2 separate regions of the Mus musculus genome follow, and region 1 is linked to region 2. A link is a loop called in an ENCODE intact Hi-C map of the cell type or tissue named here. Cell type or tissue: heart. All regions are shown on one strand. Each heading gives the region's core, and the rest is flanking DNA. Links, peaks and the distances in the headings are about the cores only.

Evidence for each region. Peaks named below come from ENCODE experiments on the same cell type or tissue, not always from the same donor. Only the 100,000 strongest peaks of a DNase experiment are listed, where the experiment ranks them.
Region 1: a loop joins it to region 2, with 3 times the contacts of the local background. A loop is called at or near these places in 8 of 42 quality-filtered maps.

The regions. Positions count from the first base shown.
Region 1 is chr4:144,974,028-144,986,046 of GRCm38, forward strand. Vps13d (vacuolar protein sorting 13D) reads right to left here. Exons shown (of 70, transcript NM_001276465.1): 68 at 9,291-9,422; 69 at 2,501-2,741; 70 at 1-1,241. The coding sequence ends at 1,110. Among named protein-coding and RNA genes, the nearest start is that of Gm36317, 17 kb to the left of the region's middle. In heart, for the core only: no CTCF peak of the experiment used is centred there; a DNase peak (open chromatin) is centred at 7,284; H3K27ac peaks cover 647 bases.
Region 2 is chr4:144,901,760-144,913,778 of GRCm38, forward strand. The region is part of intron 1 of Dhrs3 (dehydrogenase/reductase (SDR family) member 3); the gene reads left to right. It also overlaps a transcript of Vps13d not described here. Among named protein-coding and RNA genes, the nearest start is that of Dhrs3, 15 kb to the left of the region's middle. In heart, for the core only: a CTCF peak has its summit at 5,057; DNase peaks (open chromatin) are centred at 4,392, 4,892, 5,722 and 7,182; H3K27ac peaks cover 711 bases; H3K27me3 peaks cover 2,868 bases.

The DNA.
Region 1 (12,019 bases), core at 4,413-9,412, 74 kb after region 2:
GGAAGGATTAGAGTTATAAATACCAAAACACACCCATTGGGTCACCCTGGATCTCAGCTACGTGTATGACACAATTGTGGAAATTGGCTAGACTTGTTTAAAAACAATACAATACAAAACAAACAAACAAAACACCCCAAACTACAAGGTTTGATTGTAGTATAAGGTGAGGCCCACCCTCCACCTCCAATTTGCTTACTCCTTCTAAAAAGGGGAAACACCAAAGTGAAACCCAGGAAGCCCCTGGCTCCCATGCACACCCTTCTCTATAACTTTCTCCCTTCTCATCCGTTTCTCAGGGGGCTACAATGCTGTGACATGGTTTTACTAAACAGAACACAGTGGGAAATGGGACTTTTTTCCATTTATGTCAAGAGAACCCACCAATGCTTCACACTTCTTAATCACAAGCAGCATGAAGAAAACCTGGATGGCCTTGGTGTGTGAGCACACACTTAGCAACTAACGTTTGACCTCCCAGTTGGGTAGAGTGGTTGAAGAAAGCCAAATGGGAACAAAGGTGGGCACCATGCTGGCCTCTAGTACTTTCCATGGTGGCTCTGCTTCTGCTTCCCTTTAGGTGACTAAAGACTCACCCTTGAGCACTGACTGCAGCTGCAACTCAAACAATGCACCCTTCTACTTCCCAAGAACGTTTTCTCACAGGGACTTCCTGCAAGAGGCGTGCAGAAGTAGTGTGGTAGAAGGGCCAGTCCAACTTTACATTACTGTACAGGTAACAAACCTTCACAACAGCACAGCCCTGCTCAGAAGTTTCTATGTATTTACAAACACACAGTTGTACATATATACATGTTAACAAAATACAGGGCATTCTAAAAATTAGATCCATCTTAATACATTTTAAAACGTTATTCCATCAATACTTTTAAAAATTATTTCCCCACAATCTAAAGAAACTCCCTGCCCCACAAACTAATATGGTTTCTGTTTACATTTTTCCCTGTGAGAATTTCTTTCCCCTTGTTCCTTGATATTTTCCCCCCAAAACCTCTTCTGGCTTCCCTTCTAACAGGAGCCGAGTCTGGGCTTCAGCCCTCTGAGTTGGGCTTCTGCCTGGAGCATCTCTCTCCAGCAGCCGGGTGTCCTCAGGAGTCCAGCTCCAACTGCTCTTGATTCTCACTGAGTCTTAACATAAGTTGCTGTTCATAGTAGAGGCTCTTTGCATAGTTTATTTCTTGTGATAACTTGACAGCAAGGACCTCAGATTTCACATGCACCTACGGAGAAGACAAGAATGAACACATTGCCCTGAGGTTAGGCAGCCAAGCACAACCACAGGGCATGGGCAGAGGACAGCCACCCCAAAGAAGTTCCCATCTAACATCCAAGATAAAGAGATTCTCAGGGACCTGTGACTGGTTCACTCTGATCCAAGCTTTTAGTTTATGTCTCAGGTTACTGCAGGCAGCCTTTCACTACCCATAACTGATGAGCTTCCATTCAGGGGTAAGGCAGGACAATTGACTAAACCCCTTATTCAAGTTCAAAGCTTGCTGGTGGCTGAGCACGTAAAGAATCAGCAAGTATGTGCCTAAAGGCTTTCTTACCCAGAGTGCTTCACTGCTAGCCTGCCTTGAAAGGGGAGCCGGGGTGGATAGGCACAGCTGGTGGAAAATGCACACTTTGGGTCATTAACTTGCAGCCACCCAACTCTCTGACTTAAGTCACTGACCCCAGGAGGGGCTGACAAGCTCAAACCCATTCCAGTTCATCCCTGAGAGACTAGAGAAGGTGGAAGTGCTCCTGGGGAGAAATCCAGGCAACATGGCTCTTTTCTGGTCTATAGGAAGAGCCAAGATGAACACAGTCAGTCAAAAGGACAAAGCTGTGGGGATGCAGCAGCAGCAGGACCAATGCCTGCAGCTGTGACTAGAGATGGAGCTGCTTCCTCACAATTGCTCTGCTGTGGGCTCAGAAGTAGTGCAGAAGTAGTGTGGTAGAAGGGCCAGCTCAGCAGAGCAAGATCTTTGGACTAGACACAAGTGATGGGGTCAGATAGGTCAATGAGGTCTGAGCCCTAGCTTGTGCCACAGTCTGAGGTCTGAGCCCAAGCTATGTGGCCTGAAGGAATCACTTGCCCTGGCCCCTCTGTCTCTAACAGCACTGTTCGGGAAGTACATGCTGGAAACTTTTGAGTGCATCTGACATAATACCTCCTACCCTACAGAGATGAATACCATTTTTATTTACAAATATCTATTGAATGTACTTCATACTACTTCTTTTCATAGATCAAAAGATCGTGGTTTTTCTGATACCAGGAAAACAGTGCAGCATGTGCCCTGTGCTGGACTCAGGGTGCCAGCACGTAGTACCATGTTTCAGGGACACACGAAAACTCTGTGAATCATGTCACTGTGTTGTGTTGATAGGTAATCGAGACAGTGCAGTTCAAACCTCCCATTGGAGTCCTCAGAGGAAAGCAGGGGTAGAGCAGGGTTTGTCCACATGAGTGGCAAGAAGCTGCTATACTCACCATTGGCTTCTGGTGGGATGGACCTGGGATGGACACACCACTGCTAGAATTTGCAGCTTTCTTAGTTACTTGCACATACACCTTCCCATGGTCTTTGGAGACAAGACAGTGGTAGAGGTCATCATATTTGACCTCGAGGAAAATGGCCTCTCGGTCTACGTAGTCCCCGCTCTTCAGAAAGTACACAGCTTTAGAGGAGATGAGCACGCAGTAGCTATCAATGTTCTCCACGGCTATGAAGCTGCATGGGAGAGAGAATTCTGGATACCGAGCTGCTCCATGTCAGGGCCAGGCCGTCCCTCGATACTCTAAGGGCAGGGGCCTGCTCAGGTCTAGGGTCTGAGGCCTAGGTTTCCACAGGCTTCCCAATTACCACCCCTCACTGTGCATGTGCATGGTTTTATTACTCTGGGACTCAGGTTCCTCATCTGTAAGTTTGTATTAGAAAAGACATGGCCTTAGGAGCTGCTGTTCATAGCTCATAGCTCTCTGCTGTAGGGTGCTCATCAACACTAACAAGTAATATTTGCTATGAGTTTCAAACAGAAAAAAAAAAATCCTGTTTTGATATGGGCTTTGTGGGGTGCTCTGTGAACTTTTGGATAGTTTATGAGTCAGAGAAAATGGAAACAATGCTTTGCTGACAGGACATATGACAGACCAGATAGACCATGAGGAGAGACAGCAGGGGTAGAGATAGTGAGGTGGACAAGTCTGCCAGACCGAAAACAATAGCATTTGCTTCTTTCTTTGCTCTGACTACCCTGATGAGAGGTCACCTGACCCCTGTTCAGTATGGCCAGGGTCATGGGGCTTGTGATTCCACTGAACTCTCAGAACTGTAGTCATCACTTCTAAAGCTTACAGGCCACTCAGAAACAGCTTAGATTTGAAAAACTGAGAGAAGCCTGAGTCCTGGAGTACTTGCAGCAAAGCTCACAGACTGGTGTGGAAATTCATGCAGGACTACTCTCTGCTCAGCTGCTGAACCAGGAGTAGTCACCTTGAAAGCCAGTGACCACCTTAGCTTGGTGGCCGCCTGTATCTTATGCTGGCTTTTCCCAGTGTGGCTGGCCATCAGGGACAGTAAGGACACACGGAGTGATGGCCAGCATACCAAGAGCTGACTGACAATAGGCTGGCTGTGTACCTTGGGGTTTTAAATTGTGTTTTCTCAGAGCCAAGGCTCTATCTGGAACTGCCATGGATCCAGGTCTAGGGTAGTCTTAGTCCAGGGTCACGGAGCACAAAATCATCAGAAAGGGTAGCGTCATTGAGGGCAGGACAGGGCCAATTTGCTGGCAGCCAGGGACTTGCCTGTCCGACCCAAGCATGGCTGACCCTCACTTTCCTCTGCACCTCTCTAGAGTATCCTTCACTCTCCTTCCTATGCCCCACACTGAGTCACCATCCTCGCCCTCAAAGCTTCCCCAAATACCTTGGCTCCTGACTGCTGCTGACCTTTCAACACCTTGGCCCATCAAAGCACTGTCAGAGGACTCTTTCTGCTTCTTGCTAAGCATTCTGGCTTCAGTGGCACTCTAAGCACCAGTGTGGTCCATTGTACACGACTTCCTGAGTACCCACCACGGAGTCAGCCACCCATGAGGACTTGCTAAGAACCCACGTTGTTCCAGTCGTCATTTTAATTATGGCTCCCATGACAAAAATTGGGGTTTGCTGTTCTCATTTAACTGGTTGGCAATGCTGAGAATGTAGACTTGTAAAGTCTCACTGCCAAAATTAGAAGTGCTCAGCCGCTCTCCATGATCTAGCAGGCTTAGCACAGCCTTCTTATGCCCCACACTCAGAGTCAGGGGCAGCGTTACTGTATGAGGAGAAGGGAGGAGGAAAGGACATGGAGAGACAGAAGGAAAGACAGAAAGAATAGAGAGCATCTCAGGGCCAGCTGGAACTAAATGGAAAATGAGTTGAACACACAAAAACAGCTTTGCTCTAGAGCACAGGTGGGCCATGAAGGCTGTCTGGAAATCTCTAAGGAGACTCAAAAAGAGGCCAGGAGGCAGGGTGAAAGCAGACACACGGATTACACCACCCAGGAGAGACTGGATCTCTAGCCTCTCATTAGTGCTCCATCCTCCTCTGAGGAGCCTTGGTGCCACCCAGGAAGATGCCTTTATACCAAAGGGCACAGGGGCTGAACCTGAGCATACATCCCAACCCCCTTCTAGGAGGCTACAAATGGCTCAAGTCCTCTCAAAGGCCAGGAAATAAGGAGGAATTGTGGCTCTGAGCCAGGGGTGCTTCTATAAGTCAGGTAGCATGGTAAAGGAAATCTTGGCTAGGCTAGAAAGGAGAGTCCACAAGTTTGAGACTCTTGCAGCTTGGTGACTCAGTTCCTTCATCTCTGACGGAGATGGTGCTGCCTACCAACTCCTTCAGTTAAGGTTAACGGAGAAGATCCATGTTGGGACAGAACAAGCGCAATACAGTAGCCCTCACTACCTGTATCTTCACTCTGGGCCTAGGAGCCCTGCTCATGCCCTGGGGTTGCTGCTGTTCACAGCATTCACTGTCCCAATGCCTTCAAACCAAAAGCAGATCAGAACCAAGGCCAGGGTTGGGAGAAGAGAGAAAACTGGGCAATGATAGCCAATGGCTGTTTCCCCACTTTCCCTGAGGCTTCCTCTGCAACCCATTACCCAAGGTTTTGGGTCCCATCACCACCACTGCTGTCAGTCTGCTTGACACCCTCCCACACACCCCAAATCTGGAAACCACATCAAAGACTCACTCAAACTGCTTGGGGCAGACCCTTCATCTCCTGATCCCGATCCCAAACTTGTCACTCACTGTGAAGAATTAACATGGGGCAAAGCAGAGGCCTCTTGGCTCTATATTCTTCTGATATTTTCCTCCAGCCCCCCTTTTCTCTGTAGCTGCCCACCTGCAGGCCAGCTCTCTACAGGCTCTGCACCCCACCTCCAGCCAACAGAGCAGCCAAGACATGGCTGACACATGGACTTTGGCTTTCCAGAGTCTACCGATAGCCACTTTTCACTGCTGCTGCCCCACAGGTGGGCTGACGGAAAGCCTCTCAGGTGACAGAGGAGGGACACTCCATCTGTCTTGTGAGGACAGAGGGAAGATGACAAACACACACAAGCACTAGGGTAAGTTCTGGCCTTCCAGAAGAGGAAAGAGAGGCCCTCTCTTCTAAACTAACCACCAGAGGCCCATGGCAAGTAGCTCAGACTTCTGTTAGAACAGTAACTGTCTATGTTACAGGCAGTGGGCAACAAGGGAAATAACAGTGAACATCTCCCAGTTTATCTCCTATGTTATCTCCCTCCCCTCCCAAACAAGTCTCTTTGACTTGCTAGACTATGGACTTGCTGAGGAACACCACAAAGTTGTAAAGTTGTACTTGACCTGGCACACAGTGAAACAATGTATTGGCCAAGGATTTAGAAGACAATAGAGAAAGGATGCTAGGAGGAACCCCACTGCACATAGGTACAACATGGGGTGTGGGATACCAGGGGCTGTGTTGCCCTCAGAACTTCAAGCAAGCCATTGACTTCTATCTGCGCAGCTGAGTAAACTGCTGGATACAAGTCTGCAGGTGTCAAATGTTTCTGACAGGTTAGCTCCCGGCTTAGAGACAGTGTAAGCTGGAGCTAGGCTGTGGCTGAGAGAAACAGTGACCATCTAGTCATGTAAGGCCCTGGGGTCCATTTCCAGCAAAGGAAGGAAGGACGGAGGGAACAAAGGGGATTTCACTATTACTCATTTCCTGAATTCTTTTTGATTTTGCTAACCATGTAAATGAGTTGGTTTCATTAGAAGAGAAAGGTGACATTTTTAGCATGCTACTTTAGTCTGGATCCTCTTCTTCAAAATTCCCTCCTCCCCTGCCTCTAGGAGACAAGCACCCAAGGAGAAAAACCTGAAGTTTACAAGGTTGCCTTTGCTTTTTCTTTATATTTTCTGTATTAAAAATACATACATACACTCACAAACCACACACACACACACACACACACACACCTCCTAGATATTCCTTTCTGTCTAAATAGTGAAAGAACCCAAGGATCTGGTCTTGTGATCGATCGCCTTTGTGCCTGCAATCTGAATGGGCCAACTTGATAAAATATTCGAAACGAGTAGATACTTTATAAAAGACAAACAAACAACTAAAGGGTGACTCCTAGCCACAAACTAGGCATTGTTCAGAAAAGTTAACCATACAGGATCCTGGGTTAGGACTGAGGAGAATGGGAAGTAGCAGAGGTGCACAGAACTGATGAGCCTGCTATGAAGCCTTAGCAGACCTTAAATTGGATGTCAGTGACAATCTGTTTAATACTGTTTAATTAAATGGAAAAAAACCCCACAAAACTAAATACAACTTGATGTGGGAGATCAAAGTTGACGCTGCTGTGGCACTGGGGACTTTGTGGGGTTTTCACTCCATCAGGAAGTAATTACACAATATTTTCCAGAAGTGAAACAGTGAGTATAAGTGGAAAAAAATGTGGAAACATTTAGTTAGAACAGTAGAGCAAGGTATTAAAGACTCCTTTAACGGGTTAACTCTGAGGGGAATATGCAAATAATTAGGTCCTTAAACATGTTTTTAATTACAAATCTAGGATAAAAGTCAGAGGTAGAAGTCGGCACCAGAGTTTTTCCTGAGTACGCCCTTCCTGCAGAGGGATGACTAGACCACTCACATGACCCTGAGTACAGGCTGATAACAGAGGACACTCCGAGCCACGTCTGCCAGGGTCCCTTGTGACCTCTCCTATATGCCCAGGAAGACTGGGGTCACATGCCTCCCTCACCACCCACTGGCTAGGCTCCACCTTCAGCGTGGGTGGAGATACAAGGTCCTCATCTTCAAAGTTAAAATTCAGGCAGTAACTGTGCCCAGATCACATGAAACTTCAAGTGTTTTATGAAACTCATTTTGCTGATTTCTTCCTGGCTGCAGATTTTAGCTCACTGGCCTGTTTCCAGGGTGTGTACCATGTGGGCAGCAACTCTACGATGCCTGGACTATACAATTTGTCCAGAGTGTTTTTCTGTTCTTCTATCATTCTATTACAAATGAATCTTGTTTCAAAGAACCAGAGATGGTTTGGATCAAATAGAGGTGGGTTAACAAAGAATTTAAGATTTAACACCCAAAGATCTGTAATTTTACTTAGCCCATCCTCCTTTTTGAGACAGGGATGCCAGGCTGACTGTGGAAGGTAGCTGAGGCTGACTTTAAACTTGTGGTCCTCCTGCCTCCATCTCCTGAGTGCAAATGCTACTACTCTTGGTTTATGCAGTGCTAGACATGGAACCTGGGGCACTGTGCATGCTAAGCAAGCATTCTACCAGCTTAGCTACATCTCTCACCCCTTACTTATCCTTTGATAGTATCCCTAAGTCCTCATGGGAAATGGAAAGTAGGACATGTGTTAACACAAATGTTGACCTGCAGCTCTCCAGCTGAGTTTATTGAGTGATTTAAACCCCAGGCACTTCTAGGTTCAGAGGGTTCTCCAGTGAGTGGGACACCCTAGCTATCACTGGCTGACACTCCAGTAGAGTCTATATTATGTTCCGTTTTGCTGAGAAATGACTCTCTAGGTTTGAGTCTGAGGCTCAAAATCCCATCAATAGTGCAGTTTATAGGAAGGTCTCAGCCCTCTCAGCGTTCAGAAATGAAGATCTAAGTTTCTGTTGTTGAAGCCTCTCGGTGCACAGCATGTGTTGGTAGCAGAATAGGCTCAAGGGAAGAAGTGCACAGCACTATTTAGAGATACTCCAGTGATACCATGGCAGGATACACCTAAGAAGATGCCATATCCTATCTCCTAAATTCTAGACTTCGTTTTCTATGTTCTCATTCAAACAAGATATGAAATGGGAATTGAGGCCTCTGGTATTGTCTCAAGCAATGACACTGAAGGCCACCCCCAGGAGCTAATCTTCCCCTGAACGCTTCCACCAGTCAGCAACACCCACAGTGCCAGAATCTTCCCTAGTTCGCTTCACCTCAGAGGATACAAGTTACACTAGGACATTTCTACGCCCCAAATTCAGTCATCTCACACCTGGTCAAGAGAGCACAGGTCACACAGCACCTTACATTCGGAGAATTTCCACAAAATAGCACCAGAGACTACCATGGTTACCATGTCAGCTAAGAATAATCTCACTAACTGAAAATGTGTAAGAGCAACAAAATAATTAAGAAAACTGCATTTCCAGGATATTCGATGGGTAATAATTTGCTTCTTAGTTTCAGTTTGCTAGCATTCTCTAGCAAACAGTAAAGTTAAAAAAAAATATATGGGGCGTGGTGGTGCACGCCTTTAATCCCAGCACTCGGGAGGCAGAGGCAGGCGGATTTCTGAGTTCGATGCCAGCCTGGTCTACAAAGTGAGTTCCAGGACAGCCAGAGCTATATAGAGAAACCCTGTCTCAAAAAACAAAACAAAACAAAACAAAACAAAACAAAACAAAACAAAACAAAATATATATAAGGGACAAAAGTCCCTTAAGACTGAGACTATCTCATGCCCCGGCCTCTCTGAACTGACTACAGAGACTGATACCGCAGAGACAACACAGGGAGGTCTGCTTTGGAGCAGGCTGAGAGCCATTCCCTCTGGTACTGGTCATTTACAATCTGACATTTAGGACAAGTCATTCTTTAGTCTCTTCCAAGGGCTGTATCAGCATGAAGCTCCTGGGTCATAAAGAAATTTCTCAAAGACAGACAAGGCAAAACAGTAGACCAATGGGCTGTTTCTTACAGCCCCCCACTTACAACTCGTCCTGGATGTTGTCCGTTAGCTTGAAGAGCTGTTCCTGTCCTTCTGCTTGGCTCTCAGAATATCGAGGAAGCAGCCCCTGGGGACCAGTGCAGCAACGTGGTTTCCGAACCCTCTGGGCTTGGGTCCTAGAAGGGCAAATGGACAAGAAGAGGTTAAAGTGTCATGGTTAAAAGGATTTTCCTTCCTTGTTTGAAAAGGCATTGCTTAATAGACAGAATCCAGCTGCTGCAGGACTGTGTGGTATATGACATGCCCACTGTGGATTCAGACTGGACTTTACGATCTTTTGGCTCTAAATTATTATGACGTTCAATGTGCTAACTTCCTTAGCTCCCCATTTCACTTTTTGTGTGATAGGATGTCATTACCTATCTGTTGGGCTTCTGCTGGAGAGCATAGATTACCGATCACCATGGCTCTTTAGGATGATTATCACAAGCTTCCCGTGGCCCACACCATTTGGCTAAGGGTCTCTTTGGGTCAGCCCTCTGGGGACATGCCGTGGGTTCAGGAAGAACACAGCAGGGGCCTAGGCTATAGTGTGAACCTACCATGTTACCAGGTTCCTATGGAGTGAGCTCAGTCTCCCTGGTAAAGAGTAAGGAATGCAGCAGCCACGGGAAGGAGCTAGTCCCAGGCCACAGCAGCAGCTCTAACTCATGCCCTTGGCTGTTGGTTGCCTAAAGGAATCTGCTTTGCTATGGCTTTCAGGGTCGGCTGCTGTTGTCTTTTTCCACAAACCATAGACAGGATAATTGATAAATACTTTTTGGTGTTTTCCTAGAAACAGGAGTCCATATTTGTCTTGGAAAGACAGCACATACTTCAGATGACTGATAAGCCTGTACTGGGTCTGTCCTTAGCTGTGCACTTGCTGTACTTTCTATTATTTGTTCCTGGAACCCACTGAAGCAAAACATCCCTCTCTAGACATACCTCAACGAGGGGAGCAGGCAGCCGCACTGAATCAGCACTTTAGAACCGGTGCTAGTGGAGACAGACCGACCGGGAAGAGGTACTCTGTAGGGCAAGTCTGGGTAGGATCCTGGAAGCAGAAGCCTGGAACTTGCCACAGGCTATCTGCAGAGCTAAGATCATTGCAAGTGTTTCTGGACACAGGTCAGGCTGAGTTCGCCAGGCTGTGGGTCCAGAAGGTGCCATGGGGGGAGGTATATACATGTGACAGTTCGTAGGAAGCCAGAGAGTGAGTCTCCTACTCCCAGACAATTTTCAAATATTTAGGTATGAGGGTGCTTAAGTCTTGGTTGTGTTTCCAGGAGTTATATAAAGACACAGTGACTTGCATGAGGGACTAGGTAATGGGTTGGCTTCATTTACAGCACATATTTACATACTCCACTATGCTTAGGCTCAATTCCTCCTTCAAGGTTTAGGCTTACTAATGTGCCGACCCCTGAGTTCTCCCTGAAAGCAGGGATGGTGATGTTGGCAGACACTATGGGTCCACTGTAGAGGAACTTTATAACTGCTCAGCTTTGGATGCTAGCAGGTCACCATATACAAGGTGTCCGCAGGAAGGTGCTGGGTGCACTTTTCCAGATAGCGTGTTTTAGTTTCCTGGCCTGGTGAAACAACTGCTGTCATTTCACTGTCTAGACGGATCAATAACATGTCTTCCCCAAGCATTCCCATAGTTCTTTTGCCTAAGAAACTCTGGAAGTGCCACTGGATAGCAAGTAGAAGACCAGACATCCCTTCTAAAGGGAGATGGTGAGGTCACTTTCCTACCTCCTTTCAACACAAGGTTTGATTATCCTTTCACCCCACTTCCCAACTTGCAGATATTTGTGGGCTTTCCTATAACATATACTTCACACTAACTATAATATCCACCTCTCTACACCTGCTAACAAATTTGGGTTTATCTGCTTTGAGTGAGGGTCTTACTATGTCGTAGCTCATGCGGGGCCTGAACTTATATATAGCTCTAGCTGGCCCTGAACTGGCTGGCCTGCCTTAGCCTCCTGCATGCCAATTCCCCCTACATCAGTGAGAATATCACCTCACTCAGACATGTGTGTATTTATTGCCTCCACACAAACAGCACACACCATGAGAAAAAAACATTTGGCTTCAGCAGCGCCTGGCTGCCTGCAGAGAAGCAACAGAATGGTGAATGGTTTGCGAGAGGGGAACAGTGGAGGCCTACACTGGGCTGCAAAGCAAAGACGAGGTTTTATGATGTTTAAGGGGCATCATCTCATTTTCCTAGGGTACTTCTGTCTAGTCCACTAGGGAAACAAAGGAAAGATGTGAAACTTTGTGGACATGTGTCCTGTTCCTTTCAAGACAGTAGCTTTCCTTAGTGCTTAACAGCGGAGTGAGGGGAAAACTGACTGTGAACACTGCATCTCTCTGAAGAAAATGAAGGTAGTCTGGCAAACCAATGAAAGATGGCAGGCTCCTGCTCCTGAGCTTCTAGAAGTCACACCAACTGAAGGCCAACTTAGAATGGAAGAAATGTGCCCTATGTCACCAAAAAGTTTATTCCTTGACAGTAATTCCTTGACTAGGTGGCCTCCTCTAGAGCCCTTTCTCAAACTTTATTTCCACTCCCAATTTATTTATTATTTTCTAGTCCGCAATCTATGACCCCACAGATACATCCAGAATGAGCAGGTAGAGCAGCTCCGTTGTGGGCTCCACATACCCATGAGTTATGCTTACCCTCTCCCTGATTTTCCACAGAGGGCAAACTACT
Region 2 (12,019 bases), core at 2,702-7,701:
CTCAGCTAGCAAAGACCTAGCAATCTGTCCTGCCTATCAGTGTTCCCTGTGAACACTCAATGGGGTGGGGTCAGCTTATGGTTGGCAAAGCATAGGTTCTGCGTGGGCTGGAGACTGTGTTCTCCTGGGGGTTTGCACCTCCTTGGCTCTGGCACAACCATTGTGCATGTGTGCTTCTCAAGGAACAAGTGTAATGAAGCAATTCAGATTTTGAGCTCAGGAGTCAAGAACAGCAAGGTTCACAGGTTGACTCTTCCGTTTGCTCACCGAGTTGCCCCTGGCAAATTGCTAAACCTCTCTGACATTCACTTTCCTTCTCTGCCAAATGGAATTAAGTAAGATAATTTGTGCAAAGTTCAGAGCACAGAGTGAGTGATCAGTAAGCATTGGCCACAATGGTGAGGCTACAGGCCATAGACTGTAAGGCAAAAGCAATTTGTGTCCTTTGAACTAATGCTGATAGGTTACCATGGGTTGCTATGCCGTTGGTCCTGGTTGGGGAGAGGGGTATGGACCATGATTTTTGGGGGGTAGGGGTGTGATATGGACCATGCTTTCTATTTGAGTTTCCATGGTCATGCTTCTGGTGCTCACAAACTCAGGGCTTTCAGAATAGTGCACACTGTCTCAGAAAGGGTTCCAGAGGTCAGAAGCCCGGCTTAGGATTCAACTGGACTAACTGTAAGGTGTCAAGACTGTGTTCCTTCTGGAAGCTGCTTCCTTCCCCTTCCAAGCTCCCCTCAACTCTCCCCCCACCACAGTTCTTGGTTATGACCCTTGTTCAGGCTCTTCTCTATTCCAGAGTCCTTAAATGTATCTCTGTCTTCCACCCCTACCTGGAACCACATCAGACTCTTCTGTCTCCCTCATCCATTCAGCAGGAGCCAGAACACAGAATCCCACACATCATACATGCTGAGCAGGCACACTGCCACCTCTGTAGCCCCAGCCTTTCCGTTGCCTGCTTCTTATAACATCCTTTTAAACTATGTGTATCTGAAGCAAGGGATAGGTGCATTTGAAGGCAGTACACAGGGAGGCAAAAATAGCGCATCAGATCCCCTGGAGCTGGAATTACAGGTGGTTGTGAGCCACCATGTGGGTGCTACAAAATGAACTTAGGTCTTTTGCAAGAGTAGTTTGAGCTCTTGACCATGATACTGTCTCTCCACCCCTCCTTGCTTGCATTTAAGGCACCCTGTGACTGTGTGTGCTAGCTTGAATAATCCAAGACACACACACACACACACACACACACACCCAAAACAAACAAAGGGGTCAGCTCATTCAGTTCCCTGGGCCTTTCACCCCCTTTCCCATGTAAAGTAGCATGTACATAGTTTGGGGGATCCAAGATGACACCTTTGGGGCTGGTTTCCTGTAAGTTACCCCCCTCTCTTTGTATAGGCCTTGGTGTTCTTATCTATGAAACGGGCATGCTTAGCCCAGACACCCAGAGATTTTGGGAGAGCTGCCTAATGCTCAGGCTCTCTATCAGGTGCCTGTTACAGAAGCCACACACAGAGTGTTTGGGGGTGGAAGATTTCACAGTCCCAGCAGGCAGTAGAACAGTGGCTATAGACTCACTCATGGGGGTGGGGGAGGGGGTTCTCCCTTGGAGAGCAAAACACAAATGGGTGTTAACTGTCCTGCTGAGACACAGGAGAGGACATTCTGGTCTCCCTGAAGATTCTCCACAAGCATAGACTGTGGAAGGGAAGGGCATCTGGAATTCTACACAGGGACCTTATGGGAATTGCCCAACTCTATAGCAAAGGGCCAGACCTCTGCTGCCTATGTGACACCTTAGTGTGAGAGCAAAAGCCTAGCAGGATGGGAATTCTGATGGACAGGTAGTTGCAGGGAGGTTGCCACCATCTTTGACTCCGCTATTAAGAAGATACTTCCCTCATCCTGAGCATGTTCCGCCAGGGTCCAAGTAAGATGTAAGGATGACATAGATGTTGCCCCTGGCGAAAGGAAGCATAACTAGTAGAGAACAGATGGGTGATGATGGACTGACCAGAGTAGAGTGTCCAAGAGATGTGAAGAACAAGCCAGGGCTGAACCGCTGAGCTGGTAGCTACAGATGGAATTTGGACTTGATTGGGAGAGCACTTGGGGAGCTCTAGAAAACTTTCCACGGAAATGTGTGACAACAGGTTAGACGAAGGTGAGAGGAGTCTGACCTTTAATAAGCACTCTCTGAGAGTGGAGGAATGGGGTGTCTCCGGTGGCTACTTGTATAGGGATGGTCCCCAGGAAAGCCCTGCCCTTCCTGATGGCCCACAGCTGCACTCCCACTATCCTGTTCCCTGCAGGATGTGCTGATCCAAGCACTTCCTGTTGTGTTGCTCCACTTCCTCTTGCATTCTCCAGCCCTGCATATCAGCCCACTAGCAGTCAACTGGGAGGTCAGCTACACGGCATGTGACCTGTGTCCTCTCAGAAAGTAAATTTGCCTCTAGCAAACAACCTTCACGAGCCCTCTGAGTTCCTTTGGAGGTGTGGCAATAAAGTGCTTTATAAGCTAAGTCTCCCTGGGAACCATTATCCCTGGTGTGTTGCTGGGCATGTTGTGTGTTGTGTGACCTTGAAAGTACACCACACAGAGGAGTGGAGGAGGAATGGAATAGAGGAAGTTCATCTTTCTAAACTGTAGCTGAATTCTCACTTCTGGAGGTGCCAACGGCCAGGGCCAGGGCTATCCAATGAGTTCCTGGCTGTACTCTTGATAGTCATGCTTCTCAGGCCTCAGTGCCCATATCTAAAACAGGTCAGAACCAGCAAGATACCCAACAGATAAAGACTGTTGTTGCATAACCCTGGTGACCTGAGTTTAATCCCCAGAATTCGTGTAAAGTTGGAAGGAATCAACAAATTCTACAAAGATGTCCTCTGGCCTCCACACATATGCCACAGCATACATGCCCCAAAACACATACACCATGCATATATACATACAATAATTTCTTTGAGAGAATAAGATGGAAGGCTCAGTGGTTAAAAATGCTTGTTGCTCTTGCAGAGGACCCAGGTTCAGTTCGTAGCACCCACATGATGTCTCACAAGTGTCTGTTGCCAGTTCCAGGAGATCAGATGCCCTCTTCTAGGCTCTTCTGGCACAGGACATGCACATGGTATATATTCTGCACGTGCACCTATATGCAAGCAAATATTTCATATATAAAACATAAAAGAAAAATAAATAAATCTTTAAAAAGTATTTTATGTGTATATGTGCTCGTATTCTTTGAGCCCTCTCCCTAGCACATCGTAGGTTTTGAATGGCAGATCTATGTTGCCTGCCACCCAGGACAGGCAGAAGAAGGCTCATGGCTTCCCAGTAGTGTTGAGTGTTGCTGATGTTAGTGCTGTTGTAACCAGACGACCGCACTATGTCCTCCACTTGGTTTCCCTCTTTAAGGTCTCTGTGATTACGTTTTTTTATGGTTGCTTGAGCAGCGAGAGGCCTTGTCATCCTGTGGCTGGTCCTAATGGTAATCAGTAGCATTATCATTGCTGACAAAAATGGCAACATGATGTCATTCATCACTCACATGCTCACCAGATACCCAATTACCCAGAATGCCTGAATTCCTTACCAGGGTGGGGGAAGGGGGGAAGGAGGAACACACCCTAACTATTGTCATTTCACATAATGACCAGGCATTACAAAGATAATAAAGCTGGCCGGTGTAAAGGGAGGAATGTAAAGACCAAATCAGTCAACAGAGAAGACTGTGCTAAGCCACATTTCAGGGGTGATAGTTATCGGAGTCGAGGGACTGAGGGATGGCTTGGTGGATGAAATGCTTGCTGTGCAAGCATTGAAGACCTTGCATCTTGACACCCATGTAAAAGCTATCGATGCACATCTGCAACCCTACTACTGGGGAGCGGAGACAAGTGGAGCCCGGGATCCTGATGGCCTGGCAGCCTAGTCAGAACTGTAACACCCATGTTTAGTGAAAAGACTTTATGTCAGAAAATAAGGTAGGGAGCCATAGAAAACATCGCAATGTCAACCTCTGTTCCCCATCCTAACTCACACACACAGGGATGTGGTATCACTTCAAGGCTCTCTGCCCTCGACAAAGTAGGGTAAGTGTGAGTTCCAGGACCCACTAAGGAAATCAGTGTAAAGGTTCCTGAGGCCCAGAGAACCACTTATCTCTAAAGGCTGAAGCCCCAGCTTCCCCTTGTAAATGATTGAGGGCCACTGGGGACAGCAAATTCCCTGGGCTTTCTGTGGCTCTGGGTTGTCCTCAGGCAGAGCCAGTATCTCTGGCTGCTCATCAGCCTTCGTGCTCCAAAAGCATTTTCTTGCACTTTTAACCTTCCCCAGCCCAAGGAAGCCAGCTGGAAATGACGGAGCCCAGAGACCCCAAGTGACTCATCCAGCCACAAAGCAAGTCCACTCCTGAGTATATTCCTGGGAGCCCTGACAAGGCCGCTTCCTACCCAAAGGGTAGCATGGCCAAGATGTTGGAGCCAGGGAGACCTTTGGACTAGACAGTCTGGCTGGGAACAGCAGCTGTCATCCAATGTGACATATTGTTATACCTGGAGAATATTAATCCCTTTTCCATGAACTTTCCATAAAGTCCAGAGCCACTGCAGACACTGGGAGCCACAGTAGACACTTTCCAACCCACTGGATGAAGACCAGAGCTGACCTAAGGCCCTGCCTCTGAGCTTGGCGGTCCCTTGAGGGAGGTGCAAGTTCAGGATCCCCCTCCAGTCCCTACTACAAGGGAGGCTGACTGCAGATAGTAGAATCTGCCAGTCTCAGAGATGCTCCAGAAGAGGCAAGCCCTCCAGCTGGGCGGGTGCCTGTGGCTGGGGGTGGTGGGGTGGCGCACAGTTCACCCAGCGGCCAGCAGACTGGCTGCGTGTTGCAATGTCTGGTGGCTTTTGCAGTATCCTGTCAGCATGTGCAGCTGGACTGCCCTCACTGAGGAGCAAGGGAGTAGACATATGGCTAGATCAAGCCTGCATGTCTCCAACAGACTGCATGGCCTGGGGCTGCTGGTACTGTGTACTCCATTTGCAGCTCTGGGTCTGGCCACCAGTCAGCAGCACCCATGACATCAGGATATTTGTTTACTGCCAGTCTGGTCATGGAGGAAGAGCCTGAGGTCTGACTGGCCAGATTCTATCTTCAACCAATCCCTTGTTATCTGAGCCAGCACCCATTTCCTGTCTCCCTGCTCCTTCCCATCTGCCCCAGATACCCCACTCAGTCCACTACTCACCCCCACCCCTCCTCTATCTTCACTCAGAACCTAACCCCCAGTCCTCTTATTCCTCTACAACCCCCTACTTGCACCCAAGATCCTAACTCCATCCCCATATACATCCTTTACTTTGTCCCTACTCGTAGTATTCAGGACCCAAACACCAGCCTCCTACTCCTCACTCCTGCACTTATCTTCCACCTCACCTCTGCCTGCACTTTGGATTCCAACCCCAGACCTCTACTAACCTACTGCATCCATCCTCCTCCCCTCAGCCTGGAACCCTAATCCCTCCCCCCCACCAACCAGTCCCTACCCACTGCAGTCCAGCCCCCCACCCTCCTGCATCTGCCCAACTTTCACCAACAACCCCCTACCCTACCCCACCTCCACTTGCAGAAAGACTTCTTGGAGCCTCCTGCCAGCCCTCTGAGTGCTGTGCCTGGCCACTGCCTCCGTCATGTGAGCCTGCTGGCCAGCCTTGCTCCTTCTGCGTGGAGCACACAGTTCTAAGGCAGCAGTGTGGTAACTGTTAGGCGCCAGGGACAGGGGCCACTCTGTTATTGGAAACTGTGTTTACAGCCTAGGTGGTAGCTGGCCTGGCACTGCCCTTCCCTCTGCTTCACCAATGGCATGCTGTCAGAAACTGAAGCAGCCTGAGATCTTACAAAGCCTCTCTCTTCTCAGATACCCAGACTCAGCAAAGCCCACTTTCCCTGGTGCAGGAGGAATGGAGCTCAGGATGGCAGCTTTCTTTTTGCAACTTCTCCTCAGCACTTTGTGAGCCTGGTCCCTCTTGTAACAGCCCACAGCCAACCCTGTAAGCCTCCTAGCAGTCTCCTCTCCCATTACCCCTCCCAGACACTTCTGAGCATACCACACCTCCTAACTAGTCCTATCCCACCCGGATCCTAAATTCCCCTTCCAAGACTCAAAACTGGTTCCAACATCCAAACCAGAAACTGTTCTATCTCTGCTCATAATACCAACACCACCAATACCCCCACTATCACACTCAAAGTAGAATTCAGTGCCCACTGGGGCTGGTATCCACTGTCTGTCTCTGATACATTGACCTCCTTCTGGTTGCTATCACATATCATCATCACCCAGAGCTCCTTCCTGCTGGGAGACCTGTGCATCCATTGGCTGCTCTATCTGCCTCTTTCTCCAAGACATCTGTATGGCTCCCTTCTTCACACCCCTCAGGTCTCTGCTGAAATGTTACCTTATTTCCAGCAGCCTGCCCCCTTTAGTAACACTTCCACCTGCCATCTTCCCCTTTGAAGCTCTCTGTTCCTCTTGGGATACTTGCAGCCACCCCTACTTGGCATGGTCAGCAAGAGTTTTGTTTAGAGGGGAATGTATGTGCATGCATGTGTGATGGTGTGTGTGTGTGTGTGTGTGTATGCTAGTGTGTGCATATGAAAGCCCAAGGTTGAAGTTGAATGTCTTCCTCAGTCACTCTTCAGGTTTTGTGTTGAAGTAGGGTCTCTCACTAAACCTTGATCTTGCTATCTAGCCTAGTCTCTATGGACTCCTGTGCTGGGGTTATAGGTGGGCTACAGTGTGGCCTTAAGAATCCAAAATCTGGTATTCATTCTTACCAGGCAAGCACATTAAGACCCACTGAGCCATCTCACTAGCCTATACAGTCAATTGCATCTTGTGTTATCTTTCCCCAACCTCCCCCCCAACACACACACCCATATGCAGACTGACCACAAGAATGGGATAAATTGAACCCCTGCTCTATCCATGCTATAACTACCTGGGTTCAAATCCCACTTGGCTGGGATGTCATATTGTCATGGTGTAACATGCCAGGAGTGGGCAAATAATGTCTCCCACTCTCTCTTCAGCTCCTACCCACAAGATCCCCTGGCCTTCTGCTCCACAAGGCCCAAGTGGAGGAACTGGGGCAGAGGTCACAGGGCTTCAGCCAGGAACTGCAGCCTGTGTGTCTCCACCCTTGTGGCTTCTCCTTTGCTGTCTGTGGTGGTTACTGGTATTTGTAGAAAGAAGCAAAGGCCCTTGTTCTTCTAGCTAGAGAGAGCAGCTGACTCAGAACCAGTATAAGAATCAGGCCAGGGCTTGTTGGTAGGAGTAGGAAAACCCCAGTCAGGACTCACTTGGTTTTTGAGCAAGGGCAAACACTGCCCCCTTGGCAAGTAGCAGTTTTAGGATCTCAAGAGAGAGCCACTGTAGAAAGACAGGAGCATCTGTATCAAAGACAAGACAAGGGATGGGGTTGGATCAGGTGTCAAGTGTTAGGGCTGACTTACACTGGAGCAGACTTGGGGAGATAGGGTGCCCTTCAAGGACAGGGCAGAGAAAAGCCACATTGAGGTGGAAGTTCCGGGCAGAATGATTACTCAAGTGGGTACTAATACGTCCTGAGAGAGCTGGCCGATAGCAAACATGGCTGTGGCTAAATTTTACTGAGTGAGTTTTGAAACCCAGTAACGATGCCCAGCTTAGATTCTAGATGGGTCTCTAGCTGTTGTGCTGCGTTTCACCTGAAGCAGCAGCAGGGTGGGAGAGGATCAGTTGGGGCCACGGCCACAGTCTGCTGGAGGGGAGAAGGAAACTGGACCTAAAGTGGCTAGAATCAGATGGTGGATGACAAGAATTCTGATGGGCTGCGTGCAGAGTTAGAGAAAAGTTCCTATATAGGACCACAAAGCATCTTTGGGGAGGACAGAGGAGGCATCTGCAAATGGCAGGGTGGAGGATGAGACCCAGTGGTCTGGTGACTGAGCCCACAGGCTCCCTGGCCTCAATATCACAGGGTCTCTGTGCTCATCTATTGAATGGAGATAACAGGACTCACCTATGGTAGCTGCAAGAAGTAACCACACGCTGAGTAACTTATAACGACAGGTCTTAGCCAGGTGTGGTAACGCAAGCTGAGGCAGGTGGATTGCCAAGTTTAAGACCAGCCTGAGCTACAGACCTTGCCTCAAGGAGAAATAAACAAAATAGGCAAAAAATACAGATTTAGTCTATTATAGTTCTGGGGCCCACTGCCAATAGATTCCTCTCTTCAAACCTTTTATTTCTAATGAGGACTTCACAGGTATCACTAAGCCACATGTCTGGGTATTACAGCATGGATCCTAATGCATGATTGTTTCTCCTTGGGGGCCTTAACTGTGTCATGTCTGCAAATAAGGCTACCGTCTTGAACATTGGCTGTCAGAACTTGCAATAACCCCACAAGGTCACATATCTTCCTGTTCTTCCTGCTGTGAGGATTTAATATAAGATCCCTAAGATAGGGACATGCTCAAAGCAAGAGCCCAAGAAGTGGTGTCCCTGGCTTCCCTCCCCCACCTGTTTTTCCTATACTGCCACCAATAGGAATGCATGACTTCTGCCCCTTTGGTCTAGCCTGCAGGACTTGGGCATCCTCACAGCCAGTGAGGATTGTCACTCTTGCCTACTTAGTAACCACCTGGCCAGCAGGAGCAGGAGTCACACAAATACAGGATCATGCGGCCCCTCCTTCCCTGGGAGACTATCCAGACAGGCACATGGGTGCTGTAATACCCGGACACGTTGCTTAGTGATACCTGTGTAATGAACAGGCTCACAGGATCCCTTTGTTCATGCAGGCAGGCAGTGGCCAAGGGCACAGTTTTGAGAATCAGATAGCATATGGGTAAATTGTTTTCTTCATCTGTGCCTCAGTTTCCTCCTGTAACAGTGTCTGTGGACCCTTTCCTAGAGTTACCAGAGCCTGCTGGGATATGTGTTAGGGCTCTTGATCATTATGGTGAATCACTGAAGGGCCCAAACTCCAGGATAGTAGCACCTGGCTTGGAAGAAGTTACTACTTGGCTCCAAGTTGCAGTCGGAGACTTGTGGATGAGCATCACCACTTCTGTCCTGGGATTTGGCCATGGGATTCCTGAAATAAACCTGAGGCCATTAGTATTATAATATAAATACTAATATTATTGCTATGAACAAACAGATGCTCCTTCTCATAAAAGATACTACCACCTAGGACTCAGAAGATGGCTTTGTCAGCAAAGTGCTTACTGTATTCCTGTGAGGATCTGATCCCTGGCATCCATGTAGAAATCTGGGCCCAGCATCACAAGCCTGTCATCCCAGTCCTGGGGAAAGAGAGACAAGAGGATCTTTGGGGTTTGCTGACCAGGTAGTCTTGCTGAATCAGTGAGCTGCAGGTTCTGTGAGAGCCCTTTGTCTCAGGTGGAGGGCAGCTGAGTAAGACACCTGCTGTCACTCTCTGACCTCCAAACACACACACACACACACACACACACACACACACACACACACACACACACCTCCTGTAAAGCCAGAGCTGTCCGTGCTGGCGCTGGAAGGACCATCTGAGGCTCTGAATCTTGCCTCCTGGTCACAGAGCACTAAATGCAGTGACCACTCCTCCCTATCTGACTCCTGTGAGCATGGAGCCTCTTAGAAAGACTCAGGGAAGGAGGCAGTTCAGCAGGCACACGATCATCACTTTGAATGGTTGACATTTGGAAAGAAGGGGGCTTCTTGTCTGTGCCCACCGTGACAGAAAAGTGCTAGCAATGGATAAGGACTGGGGCAACCACCTTGGGCTTGTCACAAGAAAAGGGGCCTTCTATCTGAGCCAGTTAAAAGCTAGAGCTTCAAGTCTGATACTATTTGAACCAGTTTTTGTAGAGATGATAGTTCTAGAAGCTTAATTAAAGTGACACTACTGTGGATAGCTGGGAAAGCAAAGAGAGGGTCCTAAAACATTTCTTCCAAGTCTCCTCCCTCTCAACAGCCCCAGAGGCTCCTCCCTAGAATTCCCAGGAACTTCCAGAGTCCATCCTGAGAACCTAGCCTCCTAGAGAAATTTGCCCATCAAGGTCCTGCTAGCTGACCTTGCAGATGGGGCAACTTGGGCTCCAGTATTTGCTTGCCTGGCCCATGGCTGTGACTGAAGGATGTCTTTCAAGTCAGGGAAAAGATGAGACAGAGACCACTACAGTTCTGGACCCAGACAAGCCTGTGTCTGAGGGAAGCAAGACAGGGTGCTATGGACCACCATCATCCTTAATACCTCCAGTTTTGTGGGCCTGGCAAATCCTTTACAAAAAGAGGGCTCTGTGGCTGTTGTGTTGTTGAAAATAACCCCAACTGGTTCATAATGAGTCCAATCTCCACCCCCCACCCCCAATGCTCCCACTGTCCTTTCAAGAAGGCACTGTAAACTCCAACTCATAAAGGATGTTACCTAGGGTCTCCAAGTTCACAATGACAGATCAGAGGGACTTAAGCCAGAGTGACTACAGAGCCACTTTCCACTTTATTGAAGAGATGAGAAATACCTTAGGATTTTTATCACTTTAGAAATGCCTTGGGATTTATATATGCTTGGGATGTAGCTTAGTTGGTTGAGCCTAGCATGTATGAAGCCCTGAGTTTGATTCCCCAGCACTGCGTAAAGCCCAGAATGCTGATACATGTCTGTAATCCTAGTACAAGGATGGGAGAGGTGGGAGTGTAGGAAAGTCGACCTTGACTACAGGAGACCCAATCTAGAAAGAAAGAAAGAGAGAGAGAGAGAGAGAGAGAGAGAGAGAGAGAGAGAGAGAGAGAGAGAGAGTGAGAGAGGGAGAGAGAGGGAGGGAGGGAGGGAGGGAGGGAGGGAGGGAGGGAGGGAGGGAGGGAGGGAGGGAGGGAGGGACGGAGGAAGGAAGGAGATAAGGAAAAGAAAAAGAAAGTAGATGGGAATGTAAAAGCTGTTTTTGAGACAGGCAGCCCATAAGCTCATAACCCTTCTGCCTCAGTCTCCCATTGCTCACATTACAGACATGTGCTACTGTGTCTGACATCTTTAAATTTGAAAGTGTGCTTTGTTCCCAAGTCTGTAAAGTAAGATACTTGAGAGGCTAATGTAGGGGAGTCACACGTTCAAGGCCTGCCTGGGCTACAGAGCCAACTCAAGGCCAGTGTGGTCAACATTAAACCTTGTCTCAAAATGTTTTTTTAAAAGAGGAGGGATTAGAGGATTATAGCTGCTCACTAGTAGAATATTTACCTAGCATGGGCTGGGTCCAGAGTTCAATCCCTGGTACCACCAAGATAGATAGATAGATAGATAGATAGATAGATAGATAGATAGATAGATAGATAGATAGATAGATAGATAGATAGATAGATAGATAGAGTATGCCATGCCCATGTCTCAGACACCACAGGAAGTCCCTCCAGGATTATACCCATCCCTTACTATTCAAGACCACCCTAGCTCTGACTACAATGGACTGAAATTTCCAAGATCACTCTCACCCAGCCTTAAGCATGGCTCTTAATTAGCATTATCTTATCATCTACCTGTTGTGCTGGATGTGGAGGCAAGAAGCCACACCCCTCTCAAAGCTCTCTAACCCAGTCTGCTGCCCTGCCTACCATGCTTGGTGTCTCTGCTTGGCATTTTCCTTCTGTCTACAAGGCCAACATCATCAGTTTGACCCTAAGCCCCAGGGTTCATGGACCATGAGTTCCCTGACCTGCCCAAGGACTTGGACCTGAGATTACCTGTTCATGTCACTGGTGCCACTCTACCCTCCACACTCCTGTTACACACACACACACACACACACACACACACACACACACACACACACACACACACACAGCCAATCTCTAGGGTATCTCCCTGGATATGGAAGGCAAAGGGGAGTAGGAAGGAATACCAGTGTCCTAGAATCAGCAAACTTGTCTAGAAGGGCCAGCACCATGTGACTGGGTGAGCTGACCCTGGC